Linked DNA regions of Homo sapiens: region 2 is linked to region 1. The links are chromatin loops, found by intact Hi-C in ENCODE. Cell type or tissue: CD4-positive, alpha-beta T cell. All regions are shown on one strand. Each heading gives the region's core, and the rest is flanking DNA. Links, peaks and the distances in the headings are about the cores only. Region 1 has its middle 12 kb from the start of NHLH2. Region 2 has its middle 36 kb from the start of NHLH2.

The links. A loop is a pair of places that touch in the nucleus more often than their neighbours do. Peaks named below come from ENCODE experiments on the same cell type or tissue, not always from the same donor. Only the 100,000 strongest peaks of a DNase experiment are listed, where the experiment ranks them.
Region 2: it touches region 1 in a loop (5-fold over the local background); 4 of 110 quality-filtered maps call a loop at or near these places.

What each region holds. Positions count from the first base shown.
Region 1 is chr1:115,825,268-115,833,603 of GRCh38, reverse strand. It overlaps a transcript of NHLH2 not described here. Among named protein-coding and RNA genes, the nearest start is that of NHLH2, 12 kb to the left of the region's middle. In CD4-positive, alpha-beta T cell, for the core only: no CTCF peak of the experiment used is centred there; a DNase peak (open chromatin) is centred at 4,163; H3K4me3 peaks cover 545 bases; H3K27me3 peaks cover 3,585 bases.
Region 2 is chr1:115,872,522-115,880,857 of GRCh38, reverse strand. No RefSeq gene overlaps it. Among named protein-coding and RNA genes, the nearest start is that of NHLH2, 36 kb to the right of the region's middle. RefSeq lists an enhancer at 418-957. In CD4-positive, alpha-beta T cell, for the core only: no CTCF peak of the experiment used is centred there; no DNase peak of the experiment used is centred there; H3K27me3 peaks cover 335 bases.

The sequences.
Region 1 (8,336 bases), core at 45-8,044:
GATGACTTGCTTAGGGCCATGAAGCCATGTTTATCAGTTTATCAAAGTGCCTGCCCCTACCCATCATCCTCTAGAGTTGTCCTTTGATAGAGGGGTAGCTGTGCCACTCACACACCACCCCCCTTGGTGCCTGCACTGCATCTTTCCATCCATGTGCCTAGGGAAAGCTTCAGCTCATGTAATGCCTAAGGAGTGCTGCGTCTGCAGTACACACAGCTGCCCAACCAATGGGACCAGTGGAGGCCAAAACCAAGCCTGTGCTCTGTATGCCAAGTCAAGCATGTGCCTTGGCTTGAAGTTGGACTACCTGGAGGAAGGGGAGCATTTTTCTACTTTGCAAGAAAACACTATAGGATAATGGTGGCCCTGTGACAACTCCCCCACCAGGGCACCGTCATTCACTACCACATGGGTGAGGCTGGCTCCATCCACACTCCTCTGCACCTTCCAGCCCATTCTCACGCTGCTTCTAGACCTATCTTTAAAAATTAGCGTGCCATCCTCCTTCGTGAATGTCCATTTTATTTTTTAATAAAATTCAAGTTCCCAATCTAGGCATAGAAATGTTTCACAGTCTTGTTCCAGACCCTCACTAGTGCCATTTTCAGCCACTCTCCAGAGATTAAATATTCCTGCAAACTCGGTTTCCTCACTTCCCCAGAGAGGCCAAGTCTTTTTCTTTTACGACCTGGGCCTTTGTATTTACTTCCCCTTTACTCACAATGCTCTCCCCTAACCTCATTTTTTACCCAGAAAATTCCGATGATTCCACTGTGACCCAACTCAGACCACACGTAACCACACGTATCATTACAAAGCTTTCCGTTTCTTTCAGAAGCATTAGCTGCTCTGTTCTCTGAGTCCCACATACATACATCGTTTTAACTGAATTTACCTGTTTCTCCCATCTCTGTGTTTGAGACCCAAGACTCTGGAGCCAAGTTCGGGCCCTGGCTCCAATTATTCTAAGTGTATGACATTGAACATGTTACTATATCTCCTCAAGCCTCCATTTTCATCCATAAGATGGGACAACGTATGTACCAATCTCAAATGCATGTCATGAGGTTTCCATGGGATAATGTATAGTGCTTATCAGAATAGGAATACATGGGAAGTGCTCAATAAATGTGAGCTATTTTCATTACCTTTGTATTTATAATATGCACAGGAATTAACATAGGATAAGCTAAAATCAGCTTTAATTCTTTAATATAGTAATGATTTGTGGTTTCCACCAACTATATCCATCTGCATATGATACATTACTAACTCAACAGTCAGCCAGAAATCATCCCCATCTTCTAAGACAGGAAGCATAGGTAAATTAATAGTCATCCATGGAATACACCACACATGCACACCTGTAGAGTTATCTACAGGTCTGAAAGCCCCACTCGACTCATGATAAAGGCCCAGTCTATGCCTTTTCTCTTTTACCTTGGTTTTTCCCATAGCACGAATGCTGTGATAAGCACTATAGCAGACTGGTCAGAAGCACAGACTCTGTCAAAGCTAATTTTTAAAGATAGGTCTAGAAGCAGAGGGCCAGTTTTCAGGCCTGCTCACCCATGATAGGTCAGGCAGAGGGGGATGAGCGGGCACTCACATCCAATGTGTGTGTACGAGCAATTGCCAAAGTTAAGGACGACAAGGGGTAAATTTTTTTTTTTTTTTTTGAGACCAAGTCTCGCTCTGTGGCCCAGGCTGCAGTGGTGCAGTGGCGCAATCTTGGCTCACTGCAACCTCCACCTCCCAGGTTCAGGCAATTCTTCTGGCTCAGCCTCCCGAGTAGCTGGGATTACAGGCATGTACCACCATGCCCAGCTAATTTTTTGTATTTTTTGTAGAGACGGGGTTTCACCATGTTGGCCAGGCTGGTCTTGAACTCCTGACCTCAGGTGATCCGCCCCCCCCTAGGCCTTTCAAAGTGCTGGGATTACAGGCGTGAGCCACCGCGCCCAGCCAGACAAGGGGTACATTTTTAAGATAGAAGGAAAAGTCATCAGGGAAGGTGGGTTAGATCAGCTGTGAAAGTCCCCTCAAATATGCAAGTGCTCACAGATGATTTTCAGGAAATACTGTTCGTTTTACTGTGATAATGGTATATTTGTTGTTAAAAGAAAAAAGAGTCCTTATCTTTTAAGAGATACTTACTGATGTCTTCATGGATGAAATGATGTGATGTTTGGGATTTGCTTCAAAAAGTCTTAAGGGGTAGTGAGAAAGACAGGATAAGAAAATAAATGAAATGTACTTATTGGTGTTGTGTATATTTGAATCCATTTCACTATTCTCTTGGCTTTTGGAGATGTTTTAACAGTTTTCCATAAGAGCGTTTTTTAAAATGTAGTTGCTCAGAAAATTTGTGCCAGTTGATTTTTACTCACCAGGAAGTCGACTCCCGCTTAAACTAAGGCCACCACCCTCTTTCACAGAGCTCCACCCTTTAGCACAAGTCACCTCATGCCACTCAGAGAACCATCTCCAGCCCTGGTTACTTTTTGTGAATGCACCAGGTATTGCTCCACAGAGTCATCTCTGGAGAAAGTTTTTTTCTTTGTCTTTGGTCAATGATCCTCTGTCCCTCTTGGCAGACTGACTCCAGTGGCCTTTTATTTTCAGTTATTCCATCCTAACCCCAGGGAATCCTAAGAGGACCCGCCCCCATATACATATCTACCAATCACACCACCTTTCTCCTGATTCAAGAAGCCCCTGAAATCTTCCCTTTTTCTGATATATTGCTGGAATGATCAGCAAGGAGATGAAGAACTCCCTCCTGACCTGGAAATACTTACTGAAATGAAGCAGGAAATTCCAACAATTTCTCTCTCCATTATCTCAAGAATAATTAAACTGTTTAATTCATTGTTAAAAAGGTTTCCTGCCATAAATGCTAATATAGTGAGTGCTATTGAGCTCTTTATAAGCACAAGACATGTTCTAAGTACTTAACATGAGTTAACTTAATTAATTCTCCTAACAATGCTACTGGCTAGGTACTATATTTTCCCTATTTTACAGGTGGAAAAACTGAGGCACAGAATTAAGTAACTGGTTCAAGGCCACAGCCAGTTAGTAGGAGATGGAGAATTGAGCACAGAAGCCTATCCATGGCCCAAAGTTGCCCTGCGGGGTGTACTGGGGTAGCTGACAGCGGGGGGCTGGCTAAATACAGCCACAGGTAAAGGGGAAGCTATCAGGGACTGCTGGAACATGTTAGAGTGGATATGCTGCCAGATTCCAATTTAGGCAGATTTTAAAGATTAAATAAAAATCGGGTGGACTCTTTCAGCCATTGGCCAGGCACTAAACTCAGGAGGGAACTTTGGAGTGAGGACCTCCTAGACTTCCCTGGCAGCAGCAGCCTGGAGCCTGAGGGTCATTTACAACAGGCCAGGGCCTCTCTTTGAGGTCTGTTGCATATTCTGTGTCTGTGAGTCCCTCAGGCCCCTGGTAGAGAGGGCTCAGCTGACCTGAGTGGTTAAGTGACTTGCTCACAGTCTCAACATCCTGCAGGGCGGAGCCACCTAGAAGCCTTTCACACCAATCCTGTGCTCCTTCCACACATAGACCCCACACTGTCTACCCTGGGCTGCGGCCTAGGGACTAATAGCATCAGCAAAAACTGCATAGGCATAGCATTCACCCTGTGCGAGGCACTGTCCATTATTACCTCATTTAATTCTCTAAAAATTCAGTGAAGTAGAAGGTGTTATTATTCCTAAATTATAGATGAAGACACTGAGACACGAAGTTAGGTGATATGCCCTAGGTCACATTGCTAGTTAGGATTGAAATGGGAAAATGAGTCTTTAGGGCAATACAATTAAAAAGCAAATACTTTGATAAAAGGAAAAAAAATACGTTTCCTTTGTTGTGAAAATAAATAAAAATACACGACAGCAACTGAAAGTGAGAACAGGTTTTCCCTTAAGCGGCGTAGGCCCTGGACTAGAAATGGGCCCTGCTCAGTGGACTTGTCCTCTGGTGCCACTCGGAGAGTCCGAAACTTCAAAGGGACTGCAAAGCAGCAGGTGAGGGAGGCCTCCGTGTGGGCTGGTTCTGCGTGTGTCTGGAGAAGGCTCTGTGCTGACATCATGCCTTATATAAGCTCTGGATCAAGCCTGGGGGAGGAGATCCCGATGAGTCACTCTCACCAGAGGATCCTGACGAGGATGCTTAGACTTTGGGAAATATTCAGAAAGGCTTAGTGGTTAGTGCCCTTGCACAACGCCCACTAAATGGAGAAGGAAATGAGTGTCCTTCTTAATTTAGGCTAGATATGGGCACTAAAGGCCTTACACAAAGAAAGTGATCCCCTCCGGGGTCGCACACCCATCTTCGGCCGGCAGACGTCTACGCAGCCGCACACCTCCATCGCCTTGTTCTTTATACCTGGCTCTGGTTCCTAACCTCGCTGTCAACACAGCCTAACGCCAGGCACTTGGTGTTATTGTGAGGTGGTGTGAGTGGAAGAAACTATCACTTGCTGCAATAGTAGCTAACTCTTGATTTTTTAAAAAAGTGTAAATCTGAGACTGAAAGTTGTGGGTGATGTTTAATGTGAAGTTCGGGTGTCCCTGGATGGGCTCGGTGTGTGGTGGGCAGCGTCTGCCTCGCAGGCCGCGCTCCTTTCCGCGTCGGATCTGCATGTGGGCTGGGATTTGTCTTTGGCTTCTTGTCTGGTTTGGGATGAGACCCTCGCGTCCCAGGGGAGGGGGGCAGGTGTTGCTCCAGTCGAGCGAATGGAACCAAATTACAGGCCCGTCTGTCACCTCCTCTGGGAGAAGGTGGGGGAGGCGGGACGGGCGCGGGGTGGGCGGGGGAGGGGCCAGGCGGACCCGCGCGGAGGGCGGAGAGCCCCGCCCCCAGCCCGCCGCCGCCCGCGCAGCCTACACGCCAGGCCCAGGGGCTTCGACCACAGCTCCCGGGCCGCGCCACCTCGCTCGGCAGGCGCCTCAGACCCGGCCGCGTCTAAGGGGCGCCGGCGAACGCCTCACACTGGAAGTGTTTTCCACTGAATTGACTGACGTGTCTTCTGACGGCACTGACTCGGGGGCTGCGTCTGTTCTGCTGAAAACAGAAACATCCTCCACACAGATCTGTTTCCCTGGGTCTTCAGTCTAGGATAAGCCGCTCGCTCGCTCACGCACGCACTCTCAGGACGCCACACCAGTGGGCGCCTGTGGACACGGTGATCCCTGCCCCAAGTTGGCTCGCTCGCCCCTCCTCTCAGGGTGCAGACCTCAGGGAGAGCGGGCGGACGCGGACGCCGCAGGTGGGATCGCGGCCACGGGACCTTGGAAGTCACTCGGAGGCTGTCGGACGTAACCGGCGATAATGATGACACCTCGCTGTCTGCGGCAGTCTCGGGAGAGCGTCCCTCCACCGAAGGCCCCAGTGGGGCGCAGCAGTGTTAGTCTGAGCTACCTGAGAAAAACACCAACAGATAACGCCGGCCCTTTGTGGACAGCAGTGGACAGGAATAATAAATTGCCGTTATTTTGTTTGCTGTTATAAATAGAGCAACAAAGACTATAGGAGAGAATGAGGGGAAAACAAGATCTCAAACCAGACAGAGCGTTTCTAATAAGAAACAAGTTCTTGTCAAATTCTCCAGACTTCAATGGAGAAAACTGTTTCATATGCCTTGTTCTTTCTCCTTGCCTCTGGGGTGGGAAAGGCTAAAGAAATTGTCAGTTCCTGGGAGCTCTTTCAGTAAGAAAAGAGCTGAGGCAGAGAGGGCGGATGTACTGCGGGCCCAGGAAGACACACATTCCTTCCTCTTTTCTTTGACAATAAAGTGATTGACAGAAATAATTTCCCATGTGAGAGGATAAAAGAATTGCTAGCAGATAATGGCCCGTGTTTAGATTGTGGCTGATAAGACTCTGTCCATCCCATGTCAAGAGATGACTGAAAAGTGAAAAATTAATTCCATTATCCAGCTGTTGCTGCTGTTAAGTGCCAAAATACCCAGATATTTCCAAACATCTGAGTATTTGACAGCACGTTTTTACTATAGATCCAGATGTTTGGTATTGTGTAGACAAAGACCAAACCTAAACACGGAAAAGAAAAATAACGAACTGGGAATAAGGAAGCCAAGAGGTGGTTAAGAGGACAGCAAGAAGGGGAATTGAGTGGTGATGGGAAAGAAAAGGAGAAATTAAAGACAAAAAAATGTAAAGAAAGGTAAAACATAAAAACCAGTAAATTTTTTAAAAAAGAACAACATTCTATTTCTTCATAGCCCACACCTTGGCCTGATTCTTACCTGGCTCCATGAAAAGCATTTCTGCTTGTCCAGGTCTGGGTTATATGGGGGGTGGGGGGGTTGGGGGAGGCCGGAGGGGAAGGTTTAAAAGAATGACTGGGAAGAGAAATCCTGAGGAGACCTAGGGAAGCAAACTTGGCACTAATGCCTGGGCATTAGGCTTACCCAGGGAGGGCAGCTATATGAAGGGGAGAGGCTACAAAATGGAAAAGTGATTAATATACTGGGGTGGGGGCAGGGGTGATTTTCACACTCAGCAATGAAAAGCCAAAATTCCAGTCAAGGATATTCACGTTAAGCAAAGCACTGAAATGTCTTGATTAGTCAACTTTGTTTCCAGTTATCAGTCAGGATGTTGAGCTCCGTATAGACAGAGCCAATGATAGTGTAACAGAAGGAACAGGGTAATTGAGTGGGGGAAGGTTGTGCAGTTTTAGAGATTTAGGTGACAGATTTAGAGGAGGGGACATCATGTGATTGAGGTGATGGTGGGAGTGTTAGGCTTTCAGCACAGCTCACAAAGGCTCCTGTAATTCCCAAGCTGTCTGTTATCTATGAAATGCAAATCAGGAGGGGAGTGACATCATGTCGGATTGTGGCCACAGGGAGTAATTATTTAGACATTAAAGGCTATTGGAGGGAGTGGTTGACGATATTAATGATGTCCAGATGGACAGAGTGTGATGCTAAAATTATTTTCTAGTACAAAGGACAAGAGAATTTTTATCAGGTTTACTCTTCTATTGGACAGTCTATCTTTTGGAGGTTTGCCCCTCAAAGAGATGGTGATACTAAGAGATGGCCTCTGGAATCAAAGCACAGAGGGGATTGTGGAAGGAGCTTTGTTCTCCAGCTTCTCAGAGGAAAGGCACAGTCAATATGTGAAATATTCACACAATAATTTTGACTATTAAAAGGGGAAATTATCTAAGGGTAGTGTATGTAACAAGTCCCTCCATCTCATTCTTCCTCTCTTATCCAAATATAGCAGCACACAGGAACTTGTTGCTTTTCATGGTATTGTTCGCTCTCCACCTCCTGCAATACAAACACTAGTACAGACACCTTGGTCCTTAATGCTGGTATCAGCTGTATAACCACAGATAACAGTATTATCAGCCATTGATTTTTAAAAATGGTCTACATGAGGCGAAATGCAGCCTAGCTAACACCATAGCATAAACAAAAAAAGGAGGAAGCCACAAACCAGGACTCAAATTGGGAAAGATTCACAGGCAATGGGAAGATCCAGAGGCCATGTATGCTGATCTGGGCTGTAGACCTGACAATGCCACTGCAAGTTCTGCTCTCTTCCCAGAGCAGATAACCGATATTTGAGTGGGAACTCACAGGGGGATCCAAACCAGCTGCCTATCTTTCTGAATCATGTCAGAATGAATGATGCAGCCAAAATAAACAAAAATGTGCCTCTGATATATGTGGATTCTTGCATGAAATTAAAGGGACCGGGGCACAGGTAATTTTTTTTAGCTTTTTACATTTAAAAGTTATGAAATTGGTAAAGAAAGGAGGATTTGGAAAGTGAATAGAAACACCCGAAGACAATTTCAATGATTTCCCTCACCCCTGTCCTCCTTAGGTTGTGGCTTACAATACCAACATGCAAGGCTTTTGGGAAGGGTCAATTTAACATGATTCCCCTAAGCTAGGAGCTTTCTAAATGGTCCCATAACCCCTTGTACCGGCCTCCATCATAACACTGATATCACTGCACTATACTGGCATATTTATTTCTCTCACTTCTCTCCTAGGTTATGAGCTTTTCAAAGGCAGGTAATCTGACTTATTGGCCATTGAATCATCAGCACCTGTGATGTGCCTGGTATATAACATGCCCTCAATATTTTAATATAAACTAGAAGAACATCATAGCAAGCTTTGCAAACTGTTCAAGACGGTGTAACAAGGAAATCTCACAGGGAGGGAGACAAATGTTATGAAATCATTAAACCTATTATTATGGAGGATAATAACTATGATATATAAAGAACAACAACAGTGGAGAAGTTACCCAGTAATTATTAATATAAAA
Region 2 (8,336 bases), core at 65-8,064, 47 kb before region 1:
CAAGGAATGCACACTTTCTTTTAGAACCACTAGTAAATACTAGGGAAACACTAACATGGAATATAGCTCAAATCCAAATGATTTTTTTTGGTTCTGTTTTTTTTTTTTGTTGTTTGTTTGTTTGTTTTTGAGATGGAGTCTTGCTCTGTTGCCCAGGCTGGAGTGCAGTGGCATGATCTCAGCTCACGGCAACCTCTGCTTGCCGGGTTCAGGCAATTCTCCTCCCTCAGCCTCCCGAGTAGCTGGGACTACAGGTGTGTGCCACCATGCCTGGCTAATTTTTTGTATTTTTGGTAGAGGCGGGGTTTCACCATGCTGGCCAGGCTGGTCTCGAAATTCTGACCTCATGATCCGCCCGCCTCGGCCTCCCAAAGTGCTGAGATTACAGGCGTGAGCCACTGTGCCCGGCCCCAAATGATTGTTTAATACTTTATTAAGGATTGTCTTGAGAACATGAATGAAGATAATGATGAGTTAACTGCAGGGAAAAAAATGTAAGGTTGGTGAAATCTGCTTAGTTGATCCTAATATTTCATCCTTTCTATTTCCTGAAATACAACCCCCACCATACACTCCTGTGGTACTCTCATGGTACACTTGGCTGTCACAAAGAAGACTGGCAGCTCACAACTTAAATTGGTTGTGAAGACTTCAAAGAGGAACTCCCCCCAGGACTCTCTGGGGAGCCAGGAGGGGGCACTCAAGGGATGATTCATGAATGGTAGCGTTGGATCCTATGACAAAAGAAGTGGTTTTATAAGATTGGGATAGGGGTAGCTGCTTTCCTTGGTACCTCAACCCTCAAATCACACTATAGAGGTGACTCCTTCCTTTGTTTAAGTAAAAACTAGATCTCCTTGTTGGAATCACTGTGCTTGTGTGTGTGTGTGTGTGTCTGTGTGTGTGTGTGCATATGTGTGTGTGTGTGCATGTAAGTGCATGTGTATGCAGGCCGAAAAAAAGAGGCTGAGGTCAGGCGCAGTGGCTCATGCCTGTAATCCCAGCACTTTGGGAGGCCTAGGTGGGAGGATTGCTGAGCCCAGGAGTTCGAGACCAGCCTGGGCAACATAACGGGACCCCATCTCAAAAAATAAAAGTAAAAGAAGCTGAAAAGCAGAATATAAGTAAATCCATAAATAATTGTACTGAAGGAAATTACCATCAAATAAGTCTTGTAGTAAATACAATTAAAAGAAAGTTGCTTTATTTCCCTGTTTTTATTCGTGAAGCTGAGCAAGACAGAATGTTTAATGGAAAATAGACTGGACTAAACAGGCAACAATTTCCCTGTAGGTCAGAGAAGCCTGTTTCTCCTTAAGTCTCCTAACACCTCTTATACCTCTCTCTACTTCTTTCAGATATTTGAAGTTCTTTGTACTACAAATATCTGTTAAGAAAGGAAAGAACACTTAATGATTATGATTTATTTGTGTCTCTATTATAGCAACTGTTGATTTACCCCCTGTATTAGTTGTCTCTGGGTCAGACAACCCCTCTCTATTAATAAACTTCTTGAGGTCAGATAGCATTCTTTCTCATTTTTCAGTCTCTCACAGCACACAGTGCTCCTCCTTTCATGTGGCAGGTACTCAGTAAATGTTTCTTGATTTATGAATAGTATCCCTTTAAATACTTGAAGGCTGCTATCAGTTTTCCCCAAGCCTCTTCAGGCTAAAAATTCCAAATTCTCCACTGCTCGGTGTACAATAAACACCCTTCTTTTAACACCTTGTGCATGTCAGAGGACTGCCCCCAACCCTGGCACTTTGGTCCCCTAGACAGAGTTAAATGATCAACGTGAGGTTGTTTTATCCAGCCCCGTATTCCTTGACCGCCCCAATTACCTCAGCACCTGGGGACTCAAGAAAGCTGGTGGAGACCAAAAATCCTGTGCTTTCACAGGAACTTTGGTTAATCAGGTCTCTCTCACCCTATCCTTGTGGAGACTAAATGTTTAAAACTGAATTCAGAGCTTCACATTTATTTCTGTTAAAATTCATTTTGTGATAGTTTCATCCCCGTTCTCCAAACTGTAATGACCTTTCTGTATTGCAATTATCTCACTAGGTATCAATCCCAGCTATGTGACATCTGAAAATGGTCCAACAAGCACTACACACGTCCAGGTAAAAGAATATGAAAAAGTATTAGGCAAGAGAGGATAAAGTATTAGGCTGGAACACGTAAAACTACCATTTTTATAGGTCAAAAGTGCTCACATATCACCAGTATTTAATGCTGCAGCCTAAGGTATTGTTCCAGGACTTCCAAAATGGCAGGGAGGCTTCACTTGAACTTCTCTTCCTGCGACTGCTTAAACGAGTGCTACTGTGCCTCACTGCAGCCTGTGCAGACTGCATTTCCTCCTGTTGTCATGAAAGGCATGTTGATGCTCATTATCCATTGCTTTGCTGAAAGCCTCTCAGAGTCAAGGGGAAGAGCAAAAGCTCCAGAGCCAGCCTGCCTGTTGAGCTCTGGCTCTGTTACACTGGCTGTGTGACCTCTGGCAAGTTCATTGACTCCCCTGTGCCTCTGTTTTCTCATCTGGAAATAGAGATAATGGTAGTACTGTTGCTGAATTTTACTCCTTAGTTCAGCTAAAACCTGGCTTCTTGTCACACAACCAGGAAAACTTAGGCACGTGGACACATCAAAGGGTGTGTAGAGCAGGATTGTATTGGGTGAAAGGTGAAAAATGAAAAAGAGGCCAGGCGCAGTGGCTCACGACTGTAACCCCAACACTTTGGGAGGCCTAGACGGGCGGATCACTTGAGGTAAGGAATTCGAGACTAGCCTGCCCAACATGGCGAAACCCCGTCTCTACTAAAAATACAAAAAATTAGCCGGGCATGGTGGCAGGCGCCTGTAATCCCAGCTACTTGGGAGGCTGAGGCAGGAGAATCGCTTGAACCCAGGAGGCGGAGGTTGCAGTGAGCTGAGATCACGCCACTGCACTCCAGCCCGGGTGACAAGAACGAAACTCCATCTCAAAAAAAAAAAGAAAAGAAAAAAAAGATCTCAGCAATGTGTGATGGACCCCTGCTAACAGGCCCTCTACCTCACTGATTGATTCCCAGGTCACCGCAGGAGCTGAAGAGAGCAGGCTCTTCCCATGCATAATGTGTGAATTTCCTGTGGCTCCACCCACTTCCCCCAGTGCACACGCCAGGGTCTAGTCAGCTGTGTGCATGCACAGACAAGCCCTGGGCATCTAGCCCTCATCTGCACAAAAGCATCTGATGTAAACACTTTTGAAGCCGGTCAGAGATTCTCTGGGACTCCTTTTTATCTGCCTAGGATTTGACTGTCTCAGGACCTGCCTCACAGGATTCTTTGAGGCCTGAAGAAATGGAGTGCTTGGAGACACGCTGGCAGGTGGTGCTCAGTATATTATTAGTATAACATTTTTCCCTGGAAAATCAGGCTGAGTGCAGGGCTTTTCACTCCTTTATTCCATCAAGTATTCATAAACTACCTAATTTAATTAAATCAACCCAGAATTTTCCCGGGTATCAGCATCAAGCTCACAGGGTGGCAGATTCTGAAATATGTATTTCCCCACGTTAAAAATAAGCACACTGGTCCTTCTCTCAGCTTTCAGGCAGGTTCTTGTGCCCTTTCACCCAAGGTTGAGGTAAGGGTTTCCCAATCACATCTGCACATTTTTCATCCAGCAGCAGATTTGAGCCCATGAAAAACAAGGAGGGGGCTCTTAGTATTTATTCAACTAGTTAGTGCTCAAATTCTTTCCTAGCCAATATGATGGTATCCATTATCATTAGAAAATCATTTTCCTTGATAGAGAAAATTAAAAAAAATTATGAAATGAATTGTTCTGCCTTCTTTGTGCTGCTGTTAACACTAAATTGACAAATGGCCATATGCTTCCTTGTCTTTCCAGCACCAAGCATAGCTAAAAAGCTTTTTCAATTGTCGTTGGCATGCTTCACAAAACCTTGCCTAGTTCTGACCTTTACCATGCAGGAATAATACCTACTTGTGTCATTCTGTGTTAGCCCTCAGCTCAGTGTTCTTCATTCACCTACGCAGATCCTTTAAATACCTGAGATCATCTGGGAGCTCCCTCTATGGACACACTGTTTCCCATTTTTCTCTCTTATCACGATAATTTATGACTAAAGAGTTAGAATTTCTGTTTAGAACCTGCCATTCCTCTTAAGTCACTCGGTCTTTTTGAAATCAGACTACATGGTCACAGCTATTTTTTCTCCAAACTTTTTTGAATTCTATTTTCTTAAAACCTAAATTAGATGTTAGCACTTCAACAAACATTTTCTTCCTATACTATAATATGATGGTCCCTTGTATATGACATTGCTGTCAATTTCTCATCTTTCTTCCCAGTTCCTCAGTTTTGGTCAGTGGAGAGCAAACTGGTCAGTGGAGAGTAACTGTCCTTCATTGCATCTTTCAACTTCTGAGAGATTGAATCACTGGCAAGGAAAGTCAAGAATTTATTAAATATCATGGGGCTTTTTGAAGGCAGGCAGAATGAGACTCCTATTAATCATTTTAAGTAAGCTTTTTAAAAGTTATAATATATGTACAGAAAAGGTCCGAAATCATAAGTGTAGAGCTAGAGCTCAATCTATTTACTTAGTTATTTATTTATTTTTGCAACAAGGTCTCACTGTCATCCAGGCTGGAGTGCAGTGATGCCATCTTGACTCACTTCAGCTTCAACCTCCCGAGCTCAAGTGATCCTCCCACCTCAACCTCCTGAGTAGCTGAGACTACAGGTGCGCTCCACCTTGCCTGTCAAATTTTTGTATATTTTTTGTAGAGATGGGTTTCACCATGTTGCCCAGGCTGATCTCCAACTCCTGGCCTCAAGCGATTCACCCATCTTGACCTCCCAGAGTGCTGGAGTTACAGGCACGAGCCACTGCATCCTGCAAGCTCAGTGAATTTCTGTGAAGTGAACACACACATCTAACTACCTAATTACAAAACCTATCAGCTCCACGGAAACTTTCCTCTTGCCTCATAAATTAGTTTTAATGGAATTATAATCTGTACTGGGAAGGTAACAATTACCATAATAGGAGTAACCATTTCTTGAGAACTTAACTATGTGCCAAGCACTGTGCTAAACAATTTATATGTATATAAGCTCCACAGCTCTGTGAGGTGGGTCTCGTTATTTTCCCCATTTTAAAGATAAGAAACTGAAGCTGGGAGGAAATAGGGGGATACTGGTTAACGTCAGAGACCATAAGTCTGTGAGATCTATTGCAGAGCAGGGTGACTACAGCTAACAATATATTGTTTATTTCAAACTTGCTAAGAGAATAAATTTCAAATGTCTCACCATGAAAAATAATGTCAGGTAATAGATATGTTAATTAGATTGATTTAATCATCCCACATTGTATATCAAAACATCACATTATACCCCATAAACATATACAATTATCTTTCTATTAAAATAATATTAATTTTAAAATAATAAATTAAAAAACACAAAGAAATCACTCTCACAAAAAGGCTCTGGCTGTTGAATGGTATATAGTGGCTGCCTCAGCTACTGGGAACATGAAAATTGTTTCCCACGATCCAGTAAATTTTATAAAAGCCATAATATGTAACAATAACAGAATGGGAGCAAGAAAATTGTTTCTACATATATTATGAGACAGGAATGAACACTAGTTTTCAACCGGAAATGTCCATGACTCAGAATGTCCTGTTTCCTGGGAGTTCTAGCTAACTTAAATGTTACTGTGATCATTTGTACTTGCTGACCACATAGTGTGACGTGGCATAAGGGGGTGTTCAATAGATCTTGCTTGAAAGCTGAAAAGAACACGAAACTGAAGCCTAGAGAGGTTAGATTACTTGCCCAACATCACTAGCTGGAATTCAAACTCAGGTCTAGCTAATTCCGGAGACTGCATTCTTAACCATTATAATAGACACATGGTCCACAGCTTCCACTTGGCTGGCCAGGCCGTAGATCAGGGCTTCTCAACTTCCACACTATTGACATTTGGGGCTGAAAGTTTCTTTGGGGCTGTCTTCTGCATTTTAGGACGTTTATCAGCCTTCCTAGCGTCAACCCACTAGATGCCAGAAGCATCTTCATCTCCAACCAGTCATGATGTCAGAGGTGCTTGAGCCAGAGCGACTCCATCTTGAATAGGGGCTGGGTGAAATAAGGCTGAGACCTGCTGGGGTGCATTCCCAGTAGGTTAGGCATTCTTAGTCACAGCATGAGATAGGAGGTTGGCACAAAATACAGGTCATAAGGACCTTGCTGATAAAAACAGCAAGAAAGAAGCTGGCAAAAACTCACCAAAACCAAGATCCCAAAGAAAGTGACTGCTGGTCATTCTCATTGCTCATTATATGCTAATTCTAATACATTAGCATGTTAAAAGACACTTTCATCAGCACCATGACAGTTTACAAACATCATGGCAACATCCAGAGTTACCCTATATGGTCTAAAAAGGGGAGGAACCCCCAGTTCTGGGAATTGCCCACCACTTTCCTGAAAAACTCATGAATAATCCACCCCTTGCTTAGCATACAATAAAGAAGAAACTGTAAGTATACTCAGTTGAGCAGCCCATGCTGCTGCTCTGCCTATAGAGTAGCCATTTTTTTTTTTTTTGAAATGGAGTCTTGCTCTGTTGCCCAGGCTGGAGTGCAGTGGTGTGATCTTGGCTCACCGCAACCTCTGTTTCCTGGGTTAAAGCGATTCTCCTGCCTCGGCCTCCCAAGTAGCTGGGATTACAGGCGTGCGCCACTGCGGCCAGCTAATTTTCATATTTTTAGTAGAGACAGGGTTTCACCATGTTGGCCAGGCTGGTCTCGAACTCCTGACCTCAGGTGATCCACCCGCCTCGGCCTCCCAAAGTGCTGGGATTACAGGCGTGAGTCACAGCGCCCAGTCTGCCATTCTTTTATTCCTTTACTTTCTTAATAAACCTTGCTTTCACTTCACTCTGTGGACTCGCCCTGAATTCTTTCTTGTGCAAGGTCCAATAACCCTCTCTTGGGGTCTGGATCAGGACCCCTTTCTGGTAACAATGATAACCAAAAACATCTCCAGACATTGCCACATGTTTCATGAGGGGTACAACTGCCCCTAGTTGAGAAGCGCTAGTATAGACAGTCCCATACTTTCACGCCTCCCTTCTCCCTCCTCATTCATTAGCTGAGTCCATCCTCAGTCAAATGGATACTAAGATAGGTGTGCACCTTTCTGACAGCCGGTGCTATTCCAAAACCCTAGGATTCATCAGTTTCTTTTGAACTCCTGCCCTGCAGTGACAAGCTTCACTGCTTGGGTTGTATTTAACAAGCTGAATTAAAAGTTCTGCTTCATTTCATCATCCAAATACATTCATGGCCGTGCAGTCTTCTGTAGCCACAGATATCAGTGCTCCTGCCAACAACTGGCACAACTCCTGTCTTGTTTCCTTTTCACCTTGTTATAGAAAATCACCAGAAACTTCCTCCCAAACACTTCCTTCTTTTCCCTTGCACTCACCATCCTCCATATAGATAACTGTATGTTAGAGTCATGGAAGAAACAGCTGGTATACGTAAGGGCAATTTGAGAAGCAGTTTTTAAAGATCTTACTTACAAAGTGTAGAGATGATTAGGGGAAACTGAGGCTGGATAATGTAGCAGCTTTAGTGGCAACCACACAGAGTTGTTACAACTCCTTGGTCTGAAGGGGAAAGAGGAAGGTGTGGTTACTTGAACCCAGAGTTTCTCCATGGTGGCTCTCATTGGTACAAGCCAAAGAAAAGGGATGGGAGCCCCATGACGCAGTCTGTACTGTGAACTTCCCAGGCACGGAGCAGGGGGAGAATGGCAGAGAGCAGACCTGAATGTGAATGGCAGTATCTTCAGAGCATTATATAAGCACATTTCCCTGCCCCTTGCCCTAAATTTCATTTTGAAGTCCTCTTCATCAGATCATACAGCTTCTTGCCAAACATGTTTATCCTGGTTTTTGAGAGACGCCTTCTTCTTCTTGCCAGAAGCCTATCATTCTAATATCATCAGCCCTGTTTAGAAGACCAAATCCTGTTTTTGGATACCATCTATGTAGCCAGCTGCTCATTTCTTCTCTCCTCTCATCTGTTCCAAAATTACAAACCTCAAGTGGAAGCAGAAATGAGAAACCCTGATCTGCCTTGGGAGATTTGGGTGGGTTCCTTCATCCGATTCAGGAAGGAGGGAACCATTTTCCAGTCATTGCTCTGCCTGATGTCCAGGTCAGGATTTCTTACACCTGTCAATACCTGGATATTCTCTTGATTATTCTTGAGGGCAGTGCTGGTGCTTTTTCCTCAGA